Linked DNA regions of Mus musculus: region 1 is linked to region 2. A link is a loop called in an ENCODE intact Hi-C map of the cell type or tissue named here. Cell type or tissue: left cerebral cortex. All regions are shown on one strand. Region 1 overlaps Tcf12 (transcription factor 12). Region 2 overlaps Tcf12 (transcription factor 12).

What was found. A loop is a pair of places that touch in the nucleus more often than their neighbours do. Peaks named below come from ENCODE experiments on the same cell type or tissue, not always from the same donor. Only the 100,000 strongest peaks of a DNase experiment are listed, where the experiment ranks them.
Region 1: it touches region 2 in a loop (3-fold over the local background); 2 of 42 quality-filtered maps call a loop at or near these places.

Annotation. Positions count from the first base shown.
Region 1 is chr9:72,017,154-72,025,153 of GRCm38, forward strand. The region is part of intron 3 of Tcf12 (transcription factor 12); the gene reads right to left. Among named protein-coding and RNA genes, the nearest start is that of Tcf12, 91 kb to the right of the region's middle. In left cerebral cortex, no CTCF peak of the experiment used is centred here; DNase peaks (open chromatin) are centred at 4,575 and 7,791.
Region 2 is chr9:72,097,180-72,105,179 of GRCm38, forward strand. The region is part of intron 3 of Tcf12 (transcription factor 12); the gene reads right to left. Among named protein-coding and RNA genes, the nearest start is that of Tcf12, 11 kb to the right of the region's middle. In left cerebral cortex, no CTCF peak of the experiment used is centred here; DNase peaks (open chromatin) are centred at 4,273 and 7,767.

The DNA.
Region 1 (8,000 bases), 80 kb before region 2:
TATGAGGGAGGAGTTAGTACGATTTTCAGTTTTAAGTATCTGCAGGTAGTTAGGAATATGCCCCCACAGGTAAAGAGGAAATACTGTACAGATAATATTCCAGGCACAATTTAAAGTGAAACAATGTTCAAAACACATTAAGTACTTTATTTGTTCTTAGAAAAATCTTATTAAAATTCACAATTTAGTAAAGACTCTACATATACAATGTGTCATAGAAAGGCACACAGTTTATATCTCTCCAGGACCACAAGCTACCCAAGAGGTACTTTCTAAGCATTTTCTTTGTGATGAGCATTATAAACAGAATACAGGCTTTCCAAGAGACTCAACTAAAGATAAAAACTATTATTAACCCACAGAATATAGTAACATGACATAAAACTCCAAATAATTGTTTAAGTTGTGTAAAGTATTGTCAAACAATTATATATTGGAAACTTATGATGAATTCTACCCTAATGGACATAAGACAAAAATTTATCTTAATGTTTTTATAGCAAACCATTAATAAATAGTGTTTTAAATATATTTGTTTAAAAAAAAAGACAGGAGCAAGCTATAGAAACCATCTCAGACAGTGGAAACCACACAGTCAATTTTTAATCAAAAGACTTGTAACACCTTTTACAAGATGAAGAAAAGGCAAAGATTAATTAAACAAAATGCTAATGTATTATGTAGTTAAATACTAATAGTGGACAAGGACAGGCTCAAGGGCTATTACAGAGTAACGCGGATCTGGCTAGGTTTTCACCTCACAGCTCTGTGATTTATTGTCAACACAGCCAGACTGACTGAATGTCGTGGCTGGCACTGACAAAAGAAATCACTTTGTATCAATGACCCCTTTCTGCCCAAGACAATAGCTGTACAAATACAAAAACATGACAGCAATAAAGGAACTTCTAAAGCTTCATCCACAACAAAAACAAGACAACACCTGAAGATAAACTTTATAAGGATGTTATACAAACTGATAAAATGTAGAAACCAAGAAAATCTAAAGAGAAATGCAAAAGCATCACAATAGAATGGGGAATTGCAATTGTTTTGAAATACCTGGAGAAAAAAATTCCCATTTATTTTCTTTCCTTTCCATTTTTAGTACTTATATAGCAAATCAACAACTTTAGAGTAATTCATTGATCCATAGATTTAAATAACAGTTATGAGAACAGTAAACAATTATTAAAAATTTGAGGGCTGGAGAAATGGAACAGCGGTTAAGAACACTGACTGCTCTTCTGAGGGTCCTGAGTTCAAATCCCAGCAACCATATGGTGGCTCACAATCATCTGTAATGAGATCTGACGCCTGCCTCTGGTGTGTCTGAAGACTGCTACAGTGTACTTACATATAAATAAAATCTTAAAAAAGAAATAACAAAAAACTTGAAGTACTTTGACTATTTAATTTTTAAAAACATAATTATGTTTCTTTTCAGAATTAAAATGTATAAGAATTAGTAAACTCATCAACACTGAAGCACTGTTTTCTTTTTTTTAAACTCTGTGTGTGTGTGTGTGTGTGTGTGTGTGTGTGTGTGTGTGTGTGTATGCATGCATATGCATACCCAGTTTATCATAGAGCCTGCTTTTCTGAATGGAATCAATTACATAAAATACATTATAACTGTTTATTTCATGTGCCCCATTCTTTTTTTATTAGATATTTTCTTTATATACATTTCAAATGCTATCCTGAAAGTTCCCTATACCCTCCCTCCACCCTGCTCCCCTACCTACCCACTCCTGCTTCTTGGTCCTGGCATTCCCCTGTACTGGGGCATATAAAGTTTGCAATACCAAGGGGCCTCTCTTCCCAATGATGGCCAATAGGCCATCTTCTGCTACATATGCAGCTAGAGACATGAGCTCTGGGGGTACTGGTTAGTTCATATTGTTGGTCCACCTATAGGGTTGCAGACCCCTTCAGCTCCTTGGGTGCTTTCTCTAGCTTCTCCATTGAAGTTCCATTTTATAGAAGACTGTAAGCATCCACTTCTGTATTTGCCAGGCACTGGCATAGTCTCATACGAGACAGCTGTAACAGGGTCCCTTCTGCAAAATCTTTCTGGCATATGCAATATTGTGTGGGTTTGGTGGCTGATTATGGGATGGATCCCTGGGTGGAGTATTCTCTGGATAGTCCATCCTTTCATCTTAGCTCCAAACTTTGTCTCTGTAACTCCTTTCATGGGTATTTTGTTCCCTATTCTAAAGAGGAATGAAGTATCCACCCATTGGTCTTCCTTCCCTCTTCATGATTTTCTTCTGTTTTGTAAATTGTATCTTGGGTGTTCTATGTTTCTGGGCTAATATCCACTTATCAGTGAGTGCATATCTAATGACTTCTTTTGTGCATGTGCCCCATTCTTAAAAGCATATTATTTGGATTTCTGGAGGGTGTGTGTGTGTTTGCTGTGTAGCTCAGGCTCACAAATTTGTAGCTCAGCTTCCCAAATACTGGAATTCCAGGCATGTGCCATCATGCCTAGCATGCTATTTTTTATTAATTAATTATCTGGTAAGTGTATTGTTACTTTTCTGTTGCTGTGACAAAACACTATGAAAAAAATGAAACTTATAGGAAGGTTTGTTTGAGCTTAGGGTTCCAGAGGGACCAGAGTCCAATATGGTGGTGCAGTAGGTAAGCAGGCTGGAATTTCAATCTGAGCTCACATCTTGAACACTAAGCAGGAAGCTGACAGAGCAAATGGAAATCTTTACACTCTCAAAGCCACCCTGTGGTGACATAAATCCTCCAACAAACTGCAGCACTGCTAAGAACCAAGTAAGTGTTCAAATGACTGAGACTAGGGGTGCATCTCATACTCCACAGTTACGATCAAACCAACTTAAGACCTTGTTTCTAAAAACAATAGTTTGGATTTAATGAAAGCAGCTGGCCTTTTTGTCCTTGTAAAAACATTTAATAAGAACAATCACAGCTAAGTATGGTAGGCATGCCCCTAAGCCCAGCACTTGGGAGGCAGAAGCAGTTTTTGAGATTGTGGCTGGCTTGATCTATATATTGAGTTCCAGGTGAGCCAAAAAAAAAAAAAGAGACAAGACACAAGAAACACATCTGAAATTACTGAATAGACAACCACATTCTTTCGAGGTTGGGAGCTTGGAGAAGGAATAAACCAAACTTGTTGAAAATCAAACGTATAAGACTCTTAAAAGACCAGGCAAACTTTTGGCCAAGTCCAATGTGTGGCAGGCATCTTTTCCATGAAGAACTCAATACACTCTTGTTCACTTGTCTCATTGCCTCCACCGTAAGTGTTATACGTAGAGTATTCTCCAAAATACTATCCCTATGGTGTCCATTCTATTCCTTCCCCTTTAATATGTTAGCATTTGAATGTCTAAGTTTCTGTACAGTTTTATCCACCAACAAAAAACAAAAGCATGTTCTATGTCAAAGGAGAGACTGTTTTATAGCCAAACAACATGGTTTCCCCAGAAGATGCTGTAGACAAGGATTATGAACACTGTTTCAATGTTTGACGCTCAGGAAAGATCTATCTGAGATGAAAAGGATGGAATGGTGCAAGGGTACTAGCAATGAAGACCATTCTCTCTTTATCTGCCACTTAGGAGACCTACTACTAAAAACTGACATCATGAATTAAAACTAAGGTAAGTGGAGAAGTGAATACAGAACTTGGGATATGTTTCAGGTTTTGGAGAGTCTCAAAAAGTCAAAAACAAGGAAAAGAAGAGGGAAAAACAAAGAATAGACAGCTACAGCAAAGGCAGTCAAAGCAGCAATTCAACATGGACATGTGCTTATGTATGGTCAGCGTTTGCCCAGAGCAAGCAAGCGAGCACCTGTCAGATTAGAACAAGCCAGGAGACTGCGCACTTCCTGCACACAGAGTCAATTCTAACCCTGAAAGAAGTTCTTTATTCTAATAGTAAGTCAAATGGCAAACTCAGTACCACTGTATAGAAACAAAAGATAACAAACATACTTTATAGGACTGCCATCTGCTTTCTGGAGATAGAATAAGTGATTTGTAAGAAAAATCTGACTGGAGATAATTGTGTCAAATAACTAACACTATAATGTCTACTTCAATAGTTTCTTCACTTTTATTTGTGAAGAAATGATACTTTTTTATATAAACTTAAAGGTTGCAATCAATTCTAAACTAACAGACATCTGAAAACCTACCAACAATTTTTCATAGTACTTTTAAGATTTTGCATAAAGATGAAATAAATCTACTGATACGTTTACTCAGGAACTCATTGGGATACAGGGTCAATTACAATATAATTCCTTTCATTACTATGCTATACATTAATGAAATTAAAGGAGAAAAATGGACAAATGCACAAGGGAACTTAAGAGAAAGTAAGACAGGTTGTCTCACAGGAAAAGTGATTATCAGGTATAGAGCTTTGGGTTTTCTGTTTTAAGTACAAAAGATTCTGTGTATAGGATTGTTAAATCAAAGTCTGACTTTATATCTTAAAAGCTAGAGCACACACCCACAGGCAAGACCAAACTCGTCGACAGCAGAGGCTAAAGAATTAAATGAGACATGAGTGGCAGTCAGCCAAGGAAACAGAGAATTTTAATTTTAACCAAAAAAACTGGCTTACTAAAACAGAAAATATTGAAGGAACATGAAGAAACCAAGATTTCCACAAAGAGCATTCATAATAAAACCAAGTCGTAGACAGTAAAAATGCAACCCACTATTCAGCCAAGAGGACCACTACATGTGGATTCTCACAGACTGAAGATGCTGTAAATGTGCTCAATGAGTAAAGATCATACAATGGACAGAGGACTAGATAGAAGAAGGAAAACATTTTCTAAGAGGCCGAATTGAATGTGTGGAATAAAACTTCTTGGAAGAACATAAGACAGAATAGAGATGACAGGAAAGTGTAATTGGTGTTTATAATAGATAAATAGAAACCATTCAAATCAGAAACTAATAGAAACTTAACAAGATCTCAGAAACCTAATGGAAGAAACAAAGAAGTGTAACCTGGGTATAACGAGAGAACAAAGAGAATAGGACAGGAAAATGCATCTGAAGAAACCATGTCCAAAAGAGAAGTCACAGATGTGTAAGGGTTAAATCTACCAAATAAAGATTGTGGTGAATGCCAACAGTAAAAATGCCAAGAAATTCCTATACAAAATCAAGTTAACAGACAAAAATTTTAAATTTCAGAAATAGCCAGGAAGAAATTATTACCTAGAAAGGAAAAGTTCAAATCACTATGTTTGCCTTCAGAAACTGGATAATGGCAGACATGGAAAAACATCTTTAAAGTGCCCACTATTATCCAGAACTATACATATGACGAATATCCTTCAAGACTAAAGATAATAATGACATTTGCACATGAAAGAAAATTAAGAATTCATTTCTAACATCTGATTCAAAAATATACTGAAAGTAGATCTTTAAGATGAAAAAAAAAATGTAATCAGAGGGCATCCTGGATGCAGAAGTAAAGGGAGAACACCAATAAGAAACGGTTCTCTCTAGCGTCTGTAAAACATGCAACTATCTAAAACATAGTAACCATCTTCCTGGGAACTGCAATGGATGCGTTCTGAAGTAATACCAGAGCAACTTCAGCACGAGAGAAAGCAGCAAATAACCCCCCCCCCAAGGTAAACAGACCTACAAGGTTGAAAGACAGCTGCAATTTACCTAGAGTGGTAGTGGATTAACTAAATTGTCTTTGAGAAGTTAATGGTGTATTTCTACATCCTTGGGAAGGTACAAAAGGAGAAAATGAACAGAGGCAGTGTGGGCTAATAAAATAAAGCTGAATACTAAAATGAAGCAAGCAGAAATCAACACAATCCAACACTTCACTTCTGTCTAGGAAGAAGGCAGACATTTCTTTCAGCAAGTACACACCTCAATGCTTTGTGCACCCATCAAATTCATACCTCTACTCTTCTTGAACAAAATAATTACATTTAGATTCAATGGTTAGAAAATAACGACAACAAAACTACACTTACATTTTAACAAAAAATACAATATTACACCAATGTGAAAACTGCATGCACAGGTTTTTAGCTAGTTTGCCTGTTTTTATGGCTCCCATCAGGATCATAAGTCTGTAGGAACACAGCGGTTTCTACATAACTATCAAGTACATCTTCGTGAATTTTTGCTGATTACCTAACACATTTGCTATTTAAAAACAGCTGTGTGAGCAATTACTATTCTTAACTCAATTCCGCAAACAATTCTATTCGTTTCCTGTAATGAGGCCCATGCACTCCCTGCATTCAAGTCTTAGACCATTAATTCCTGTAATGGCATCACACTGCCTCTCTAGAATAGTGCCATAAAATCTTTTCCATATTTTCTCTGTACTGAAAATTCTCTCCCTCTATCCCTCAAACTCCCGCTCATTCCACTCTATGCACACAAAAGAAAATTTGATACTCATCACTTTCATAGTCATCCATTTACCTATTAATCTCTAGCTATTTAGCCCCTCCCCTAGACAGCACAAACCAAAGGCCAGATGCAGAACAATCTCTCCACAAATATTTGCTCATAGACAAACACACAAAAACCACTGAATTCTACATAGTCATCGATGATACAAGCTAACCTCTAACTTTTGTTTTCTTTTTGTTGTTGTTTATTCAAAGACAGGGTTTTTCTGTGTAGCCCTGGCTGTCCTGGACCTCACAGAGATACACCTGCCTCTGCTCCCAATGGCTGGGATAGACAGGGTATGCCAAGCCAGCACCCAAGAGAAGCTAACCTCTTCTTCATTTCTTGCATCTATGTAACAGATGTCAACAAAGTTTTGCTATAAAAGCCTTCTAGTACATATTTTAGATGATTGTAGACCAACTAACTATTCTCTATACCAACCACTCAATCTACTGCCATAGCACAAAAGCAGCCCAAGCAATATGACAGCAAAGAAAATAAGTAAGCTTAAATAAAATTAATTTACAAAAGCAAAACCATTAGCCATGGGCTGTATTTTGCCCACTCAGTTTCTTCTGCCACTGCTGCTACTGCTGCCAGTGCCGCCGCCGCCTCCTCCGCCGCCTCCTCCTCTTCCTCTTCCTCCTCTCCTCCTCCCCCCAAGTCTTATGGATTTTTTGTTTTCATTTGTTACCATGCTGGGGCAGGTGCCCAAAGTACATGCCCTTATCCCACCCTGCCATTCTATGTTCCAACCCCTAGACTGTTCATTTGGCTTTATAGTTTTTGTCCTCATATGAGTGATCAATTTCTATATATGTATTTTTATTTTTTAATTTATTTACTTAATTATCTGTGTGCATGTCATGGCACACTTGTGGAGGTCAGAGGACAACTCGCAGAAGCTGGTTCTCTCCTTCCACAACTTGGGTCGTGGGAATGTAATTTAGGTCATTAGGATTAGCAGCCAGCTCTTTTTCCCACGGAGCCATTTTGCCTGCCCCACACTCCCAACCTTAAACCCAGTACTGCACTCTGGAACCACAATCTCCACATTCCTACTGAACGTGTTTCTGAGTACCTTGTCATCACCCTAAAGCCATCGAATATCAGCCAAACCCTTGATGCTTTTCAGCTCTTCCTCCTAAACCACTCACTAGATGAGACCCCACGATTAAAGTATAACAGTCCAGGTTAGAGAGCCTTGGAAACCGGCATTACCTTGATTCTCCCACTCACTCTCTGTTACCTCCACAGTGAGGGTTGCTTAGTCACCTTCTCTTCCAGGCTTTCATAATGTGTCTATTAGACCCAGGTTCCCGAGTCTTTCACTCTTCCTAAGGCAGTAGTTTATAATACATCACCTGCTTAGGAAGTCCTGCCAACACAATCTTGCTAAAACACTTCTCAAACACATTCCTCCCAGATTTAGAAGTCACATTTTCAAATGCTTCACTGCCAGGACAGTAAAATTCTTCAACTTGAAATGAAATGTTTATTCTAATCTATTCCACAAATGTTTGTTGTGAAAAGTGCTAGATTTGCCCCATGT
Region 2 (8,000 bases):
CAAATGTACCAGACATTCTGCAGGGAGGATGGGGCAGAACATGCACATGCATGCACTCATCACCACTATCAAAGTATCACTTCTCATTGCTTAGAGCCAGAGCTGGCTGTGGTTCTGCAGAGCCAGCTGTACTCCTGTTAAAACCTCAATGGCTTTACCACTTGGCCACTTCCTGCTCATCGTTGATACTTAAATGAGGAGTCCTGAATGGGCTAAGAGCTTTGCAGAAGAAAATAAGAGGACAGGTAAAACATTCTAAATAAAAGGTACACACTTCAAGTCTCTAGTCTGCTTATCCTCATAAATCTTAGTGCTTCCTCTAAGCTTTGCCATGCAGATGATGCTAGGGAAGAAAAAGAAAAATAGGGGTATTTAATGTCTTTCCAAATTACCACAAATAGTCAAACCTAATTCAAACATTTGTGAACCTTAACAAGTGGTGTTTTGCTGAATCACAAGTACAAACTACCACTTTTGTTTTCAAAATGTTTATAATCTAAATAACAATAACCACCAATCACAACAATAAATAGATAAAGGCAGATGACAGCACTCTAAAGAATGCTAAGGTGAGTTCAGAAGCCCTAATGCAAATTCCCATAGTCTAGTTTTGTACTTCATGTACTTAGTACCATTTACAACCTTGGAGATGTGTTACAGTGGAAGATGTAATAGTTTCAATTGAAAATAAGTTTAAATATTCCAATCCATAACAACTATAAAAAATTTCCTATTCTTCCAAAAACACAAAGACAGCTAAACAATGAGACACAAAGTTCCTCTCTCCCAAAGATGGTCCGGACTGTAACTGTTTGCAATTAACATCTTGAAATACTTTTAAAATGCTTACCTGTTGATGTAAACTTATAATTATACTATTTTCTTTTTAATAAAAACAAATCTTGAAGCACTTTATTTTTGAAAATATCAACTTAACCCTTACATTAGACTCCTTGTTATAACAACAAATTCTAACGATTTCTAGAGACAGTAAGTTTCTCCTTAAGACAAGCTATGCAGATTGGTATCAGTGCAGGTGTGACTACCGCTGCTTGAGGGGCAGTCAGAAACCACACCAAACATGCATCACTCTTGATTTCTGTTTCCTCTGTGAAATGAACAGTTACCAACATCTCACAAAACCTGTGAAGTAAACAGTACAGAAGTAAATGTTTATAAAGTATTTTTATAATGACTGAGACTCTGCCCCTTTCACCAATCACTGGGCAAAGCCCAGTTGCTATTACAACTTGTTGAGTTAGGCTCCAGAGTCTAGCTATCTTGATTTCAGTTGAATCTGCTCACTGAAGTACCATTCTAGGCTAGAAACGAAGAAATAAGTAAAACTGAAGGCAAGAGAGGCCCTGGCTATACAGCCTGCTTTGTGTGCCTACTATTTAGTTACCAGCTAAGCCAATTAAATTATCCAATACCGCACCATGGTTATTTACATAATTAACACTAGAACAGTAGAATAAACAAGTTTGCAAAGTAAATGGAAAAGCCAGAGCAGATTCTACAAAGCCCAGTTCACTATACATTTCATTATTTCCATAGCTGTGTTAACAGCCATGGGACAGAACCAACTAGGCAGTAAGAATCTCACTCATTAAAATCATTTATTTTAATGAAAAAGACTGCAATGAGTATTATCATAGGAATAAACATTAGCCACTAATCTGAAAACTTTTCCAAAAATAACAAATAGAATTTATCAAAAAGTGACTTTGTCTATTGCCTGTATCGTGGCTCCACGTTTTCTTCATGAAGCTGATTAACCCTTGGAGGATTTTCTTCTCTATCTGCTACCAGAAAACTGACAAAATCCAGAAAGGCTATGATAAAGAATGAAACTTCCTTTTGAAGGGCATCATCTAATGCTGGTTATATAACAAACAGAAAAAGAATGAAAGTATTCCACTCTGAGAGAACCTTGAACATTTTCCTGTGTGCTTTAGCTGAACAGAGAAGTATGAGTATTCCTTGGCCCAAAGACAAGACAGCTACTTTATCCTCAAAGTAGAATCTTAAGTCCCTAAATCAGCCTATTACAAAAAACACTCAAAGGACAAAACTTAGACTGAAAATCCTCTAGCTCAATAATCTGTGTTACAGAACTAATTTACCCCATTTTTTTCTGTATTTAAAGTTCCCAGTCTATACTTTTAGTACAAAGAAAGAAATCCTTTTTGTGAGGTTTAAAAAAAAAAAAAAAAAGTTTCGGTGGAAGTTTTCAGATTTTAGAAAAAAAAAATAGTATAAACTATGTTAGAAATTGTTCCAACACCTGACTGATAACCATACAAAAACTGGGGACACAGATGGTTTTAATGGCCTTTTTGCATATTAAACCATATATTGCCAGCAAAATAGTTTATCTACTAAATTTGTAGTTAAAAAGTTTAGACTTTTCTGGTTTTAAGATTACAGCTCGAGGCCCTTGGTCTTGTGAAGATTATATGCCCCAGTAAAGGGGAATGCCAGGGCCAGGAAGCAGGAGTGGGTGGGTTGGGGAGCAAGGGGGGGGGCATAGGGGACTTTCGGGATAGCATTTGAAATGTAAATGAAGAAAATATCTAATAAAAAATTGTTTTTGAAAAAAATTACAGCTCATAGACTATGCATCTATGGCCCAGAAATGGGATTACAGTAAACAAAACACACTTAACCTGGAATAATACTAGCCACTAACACTCAGGTAGGAGACACTGAGGGCATCTGAGAGTCCTGAAATCCTCAGATGCTTGCCTAACTGGAAAGCTTTAATCCAGCCAAGCTGTCCATGTGTTTACACCAAGACAGCCAATAAAAAAAGTTGGATTTTTTTGTGCTGTTTATGATGGTGGGGGCTAGAGGGGAGATATGCAAATATGACACTGAGCACATGCAGACGTCAGAAGGGAACTGCTGACAGTCAGGTCTTTCCGCTCACCAAGTCAGACCCAGGGATCAAACTTTAGGTCATCAGTCTCGGTGGTAAGCGCCTTTACCACTGACCTATCTTGTCAGCCCCAAGGGATTCAATACAAAAATAGTTTCTTTAACTTTGTTCTAAACTGAAGTTAACACTGAAAAACAGTTTACAAAAACCTGAAGATACAGCTTCACTTGACAGAGCTTCCAAACAAAGCCTCAGAGAAACCTGTAACTCAGGAGAACTCAGATTTTTCCATCCTGCTCCACAAGCAGCCAACTCTGAACCTATGGATGGCCACACCATGTTTCTACTCTAACTTCAAAGTGATGCTAGCACGTTCTCCTCCCCAATAGTACAAGCAAACCTCATCGATCTCCAACAACCTCAGAACAACACATGCCTCCAGGACTGAAGTGTGCTGGCTCTTACCACAAATCTTACATGTCCCACAAACAGTCACAGCACTGTGCCAGTTACTGTATATGCAGCCTGCACTGTCAGCCACCAAAGCAAAGGTAGTACAGGCTCTAACTGTGAAGCGATCCTGCTCACATTAGGTCACCAGAAACAAGGACACCACTGAACCAGGACTCCCACCTGGTTCCAAGAATACTGTTTCATTTCATCTACCTGATTATCCCAATTCTGAGAGACTCCCAACCCCAACCTAGCTATCCTCTTAACCACAAAGTAGGGGATGAAATCTCATCTTGAACAAACTCTAATTTTTGATTCTTTCGGTTTGGCTTTCTTTAGACTAGGCTGACCTGGATCTCACTATAAGGCCCAGGCTCTCTTCAAATTCACAATCCTCCAGCTTTAGCCTTCTACATGCTGTGATTAGCAGTGTAAACTGCCATGTCTATTTATCTCCAAGTCCTAAAAACAAAAAGTATGTTGAGATGTGATAGCAAAGCTTTAAGAAAAAGAAAAAGTCTGTTGTAAGTTATCTCAAATTGTATTATTATATTGCTTTGAAGATTTCATCACTGACTCATGATCAGCAAGATTAAAACTAGTAACCAAATCTTAATCTGTTTTCATTTCTGTGTGATCTCTAAGGCCCCAAGCACATTTCAAGAGCTTGGGTGACTCATTATGGTCACTCTATGACCACAATTTTAACCTGTAACATAAAAGAGCACATTTTAAACATAGAACAAAAGTTAAGGTATTTTTATAAAAATATAATTTTTCCCATCTCAAATGTATATTTAAAAAATATAGGATGAGGGACGAGAGAGATGGCTCAGTGGTTAAAAGCAATGGTTGATTTTGCAGAGGATTCAGGGTGAACTCCCAGCACCCACACAGTGACTCACAACCATCTGTAACTTCAGTTCCCAGGGATCCAATGTCCTTTTCTGGCCTCCATGGGCCATACTTGTTTTATAACAAGCATGTTTGTGCTAGGCATTAAGAAGTAAAATACCAGGCATGCCCACACACATAAAATGAAAAGAATAAATCTTTATTGTTGTTATAGGATGACTTGACTGGAAACAGAAAGCAGGTTCAAACAGCAGTCACACTATCAACATATCTACCTAAGCTTTAGTTTATGAACTAACAGTGTTCTACTTACAAAGCCATTCTTGCTTTAAAATACAGTATTCTCAAAAACAAGAAAAGCACCGCTGAAGAATGCACTCTCGAACTGGGCCTAACTGGGAGCAGACCAGGAGCCAACCATCCCTGGCCCTATCTCCAGACACAGAGCAGAGTGGGAGACTAGCAGTGCTGTGTGCTGAGTAAACATGGTAACCTTCAGAGCTTCAGTTTTACGTAGACAAATAAAAGCATACTTGTTTTACAAGAAGCATGTCTGTGCTAGACATTAAGAAGAAAACTACAGCAGGGCGTGGTGGCGCACACCTTTAATCCCAGCACTCAGGAGGCAGAGGCAGGCGGATTTCTGTGTTCAAGGCCAGCCTGGTCTACAAAGTGAGTTCCAGGACAGACAGACAGGGCTGTACAGAGAAACCCTGTCTTGAAAAAAACCAAAAAACAAAACAAAACAAAAAAAAAAAGAAGAAGAAGAAGAAGAAGAAGAAGAAGAAGAAGAAGAAGAAGAAAACTACATGCAGTTTAGGTAAGATTGTTTCTGCTAACTTGCAGTGCATTCTTTACTCTTTCTCTACCGTAACTGTGAAAAGTGGAGACCAGTGGTCTAAACCAGTGGTTCTTGACCTTCCTAAGGCTATGATACTTTTACACAGTTCCTCATATTGTAGTGACCCCCAAAACATTAAATTATGTCATTGCTACTTCATGTTACTGTCATGAACCATAAAGTAAATATCTGTGTTTTCTGATGGTCTTAGGCGACCCCCTGTGAAAGGGCCACTCGACCCCACAGGGGTCACAACCCACAGGTTAAAATTAATCCACAGGTTAACCCACTGCTCTAGCCTAACTTCTGGAGTCTCTTCAGCATCTCTCCCAGCTAGATTATCCTCCTAGGTTATTTATTCCATTAAGAATTTCAAGCAGGTAGAGAAACTATGGAGAAAACACTACATACATCTAAAAAATGGTGGTACCTAAGCATGGGAGGTTTATAAAAAGTATACGCATTCCATTCACCATTCCGTACCCTATGAACATGTACACTCCATACCCTATGTATGTATGTGGTCTACAGAATAACAGTACTGAGAAGAAATCACCTAAAAAGAAGAAGGAAGGAAACAACCAGTTAAATTACTTAGTAACCAGATCCTTCAAACCAACTCTTGGGTTTTCGTATGTCTTATACATGTAACATGTAAAAACACATATAAATTTATGACATCAAAAAAGCAGCTTGAGGGGCTGGAGAGATGGCTCAGTGGTTAAGAGCACCAACTGCTCTTCCAGGGGTCCTGAGTTCAATTCCCAGCAACCACATGGTGGCTCACAACCATCTGTAATGGGATTCAATGCCCTCTTCTGGTGTTCGTGAAGACAGCTACAGTGTACTCATATAAATTCTTTAAAAAAAAAAAAAAGCAGCTCATGAGACATTTACTCAACTCCACCACCACAATGATAATAATGTAAACTACTTAGAACACTGCCTATCATATCCTAACAATTTAATAAAAACTGGATATAATACTGATTATAATTATCATTACTATTAATGTTGCCCATAAATTCTAATTAAGAAGAAACTGCATCATGGATATGGTACTATCCATACCGGCCGGTAATCCCAGCTTTTTGGAGACTGAGGCAGGAGGATTACCATAAATTCAAGTATGCTATGGACTACACAGTGAGTCCTATCTAGTACAGATTGGGCTACAGAGTGAGATCTTGTTTGAAAAAGGGGGATGTGGGGGAACCGATGCCACAATATTAATAGTCAACATTTGAGTTAGCTCTGTGGTATGTAAAATACACAGTAAGTAACTTCCTTTCATTCTCACAAGGATTCTGAAAATAAGTATTATCTACTTTACACAAATAACAAAAGTATGCTCAGGGGGGTTAAAAGATGTGCTTAGGGTAACACTGCTACTAAATTGAAAGCTCAATTCCAGGTCAATTGGATGACTCTGAAGGTCAACTCCACCCACTACATGACTCTGCCCCTTTCCTGAAAAGCCACAATTCAAGGACTTTCTCACTAATTCAGTTGGTTCCTCTCCATCCCAGTAGGCACAAGTCAAAGACTACAGGGAATTCTCTAACTCTATAACAACTGCATAACCCTCTCTCTAACACTGCTGTGGTGAGTCGCCACCACTTACTCCATCCATGCTAATAAGCATGAATACTTTTACCTTAATCAACAAAGTCAGATTATAAACATCTAAATCCACCACTAACATTAATTCATAGCCACATCATTTATCCCACTGAGTTCATTTCCCTACAGAATTCATTAACTCCTTAATTATAACTTATAAGTAGGAAAAGAAATTCTGTATTCCTCCCAAAGAAAATCTGTATGTGGTAAACACATAAATGTATTTTTTTAAAAAGTCTTCATTACTATACTATCAAAAGGAAAATAAGTATTATCTACTTTACACAAATAACAAAAGTATGCTCAGGGGGGTTAAATGATGTGCTTAGGGCAACACTGCTACTAAATTGAAAGCTCAATTCAGTAACAAAATCCCTACATGTAAATAATAGGAAAACTTAAGTATTGCTGCATCTACTCCATGCAAAAGATGCAACTATTTTAAACCAAGTTGATAGAGCATATAATAAAAGAAAATAGTCATGACAGAATATACAGTGGCATTTTAGGGGAGGATATAAAGTGGAACTACCATTAAGATTTCACAAATATAGGACTTGGGGGGTGGGGGGAACTAAAGGAAATAAATCAAAACCTAACAGTTTTCTCTAGGCAGTGAACTAAGGGTGGTAATTTTTTCCCCTGTTCTCCAATTTTCAAATGCACAGCTGACAACTGTGCATTAATTTTATAGGCAGATGAAAGGTGAGTTGTCATTTGCCTGTTTTCTCTAAAACTCTTTAACTCACTTCCTAGCACTTTCCCCACAAACGACCTCCAAATTAGCCATAATAAATTTCAATCATTTGAATTTGTATGTGTTTATTATTGGGGTGTATGTTCCTTGTTTTTTATTTGGTTTGGTTTTTTACAACATGAGAAATCAAACTCAATTGATCTGATTTCTAAGCAAATGTTCTACCACTGATCTATAACCCTGCAAGTAGGTTGTGTCAAATTTAAGACTCAAAAAAAATTCATCTTCATTATTTTCAGAACTATTACTGTCTCTCTCTCTCTCTCTCACCCACAGAACTCTGGTTTTTTGGCATCTGTGAGTCTTTACTCCCAGTTTTTTTTTTTTCAGCCTAGTTCCCACACACACTGTGGTTAAATTCAAACCTTAGTAATAGCATCTCTAAATTAGTGCAACCTCCTGGATAAACGTTTCCCTTACCCAGGTTCCTCCTCAGCAACAACTCATTCTACCACCGCCTGCAGCAGAGCACGTGCCGTTCCTGAGGCTTTCCATTTATGAGCCCCTCTGACCCTCATAACAAACTTACAAGGAGCTATTACCTAACAGATTAAGAGCAGTGTGGGGCGGGGGGGGGGGGGGGGCACTGG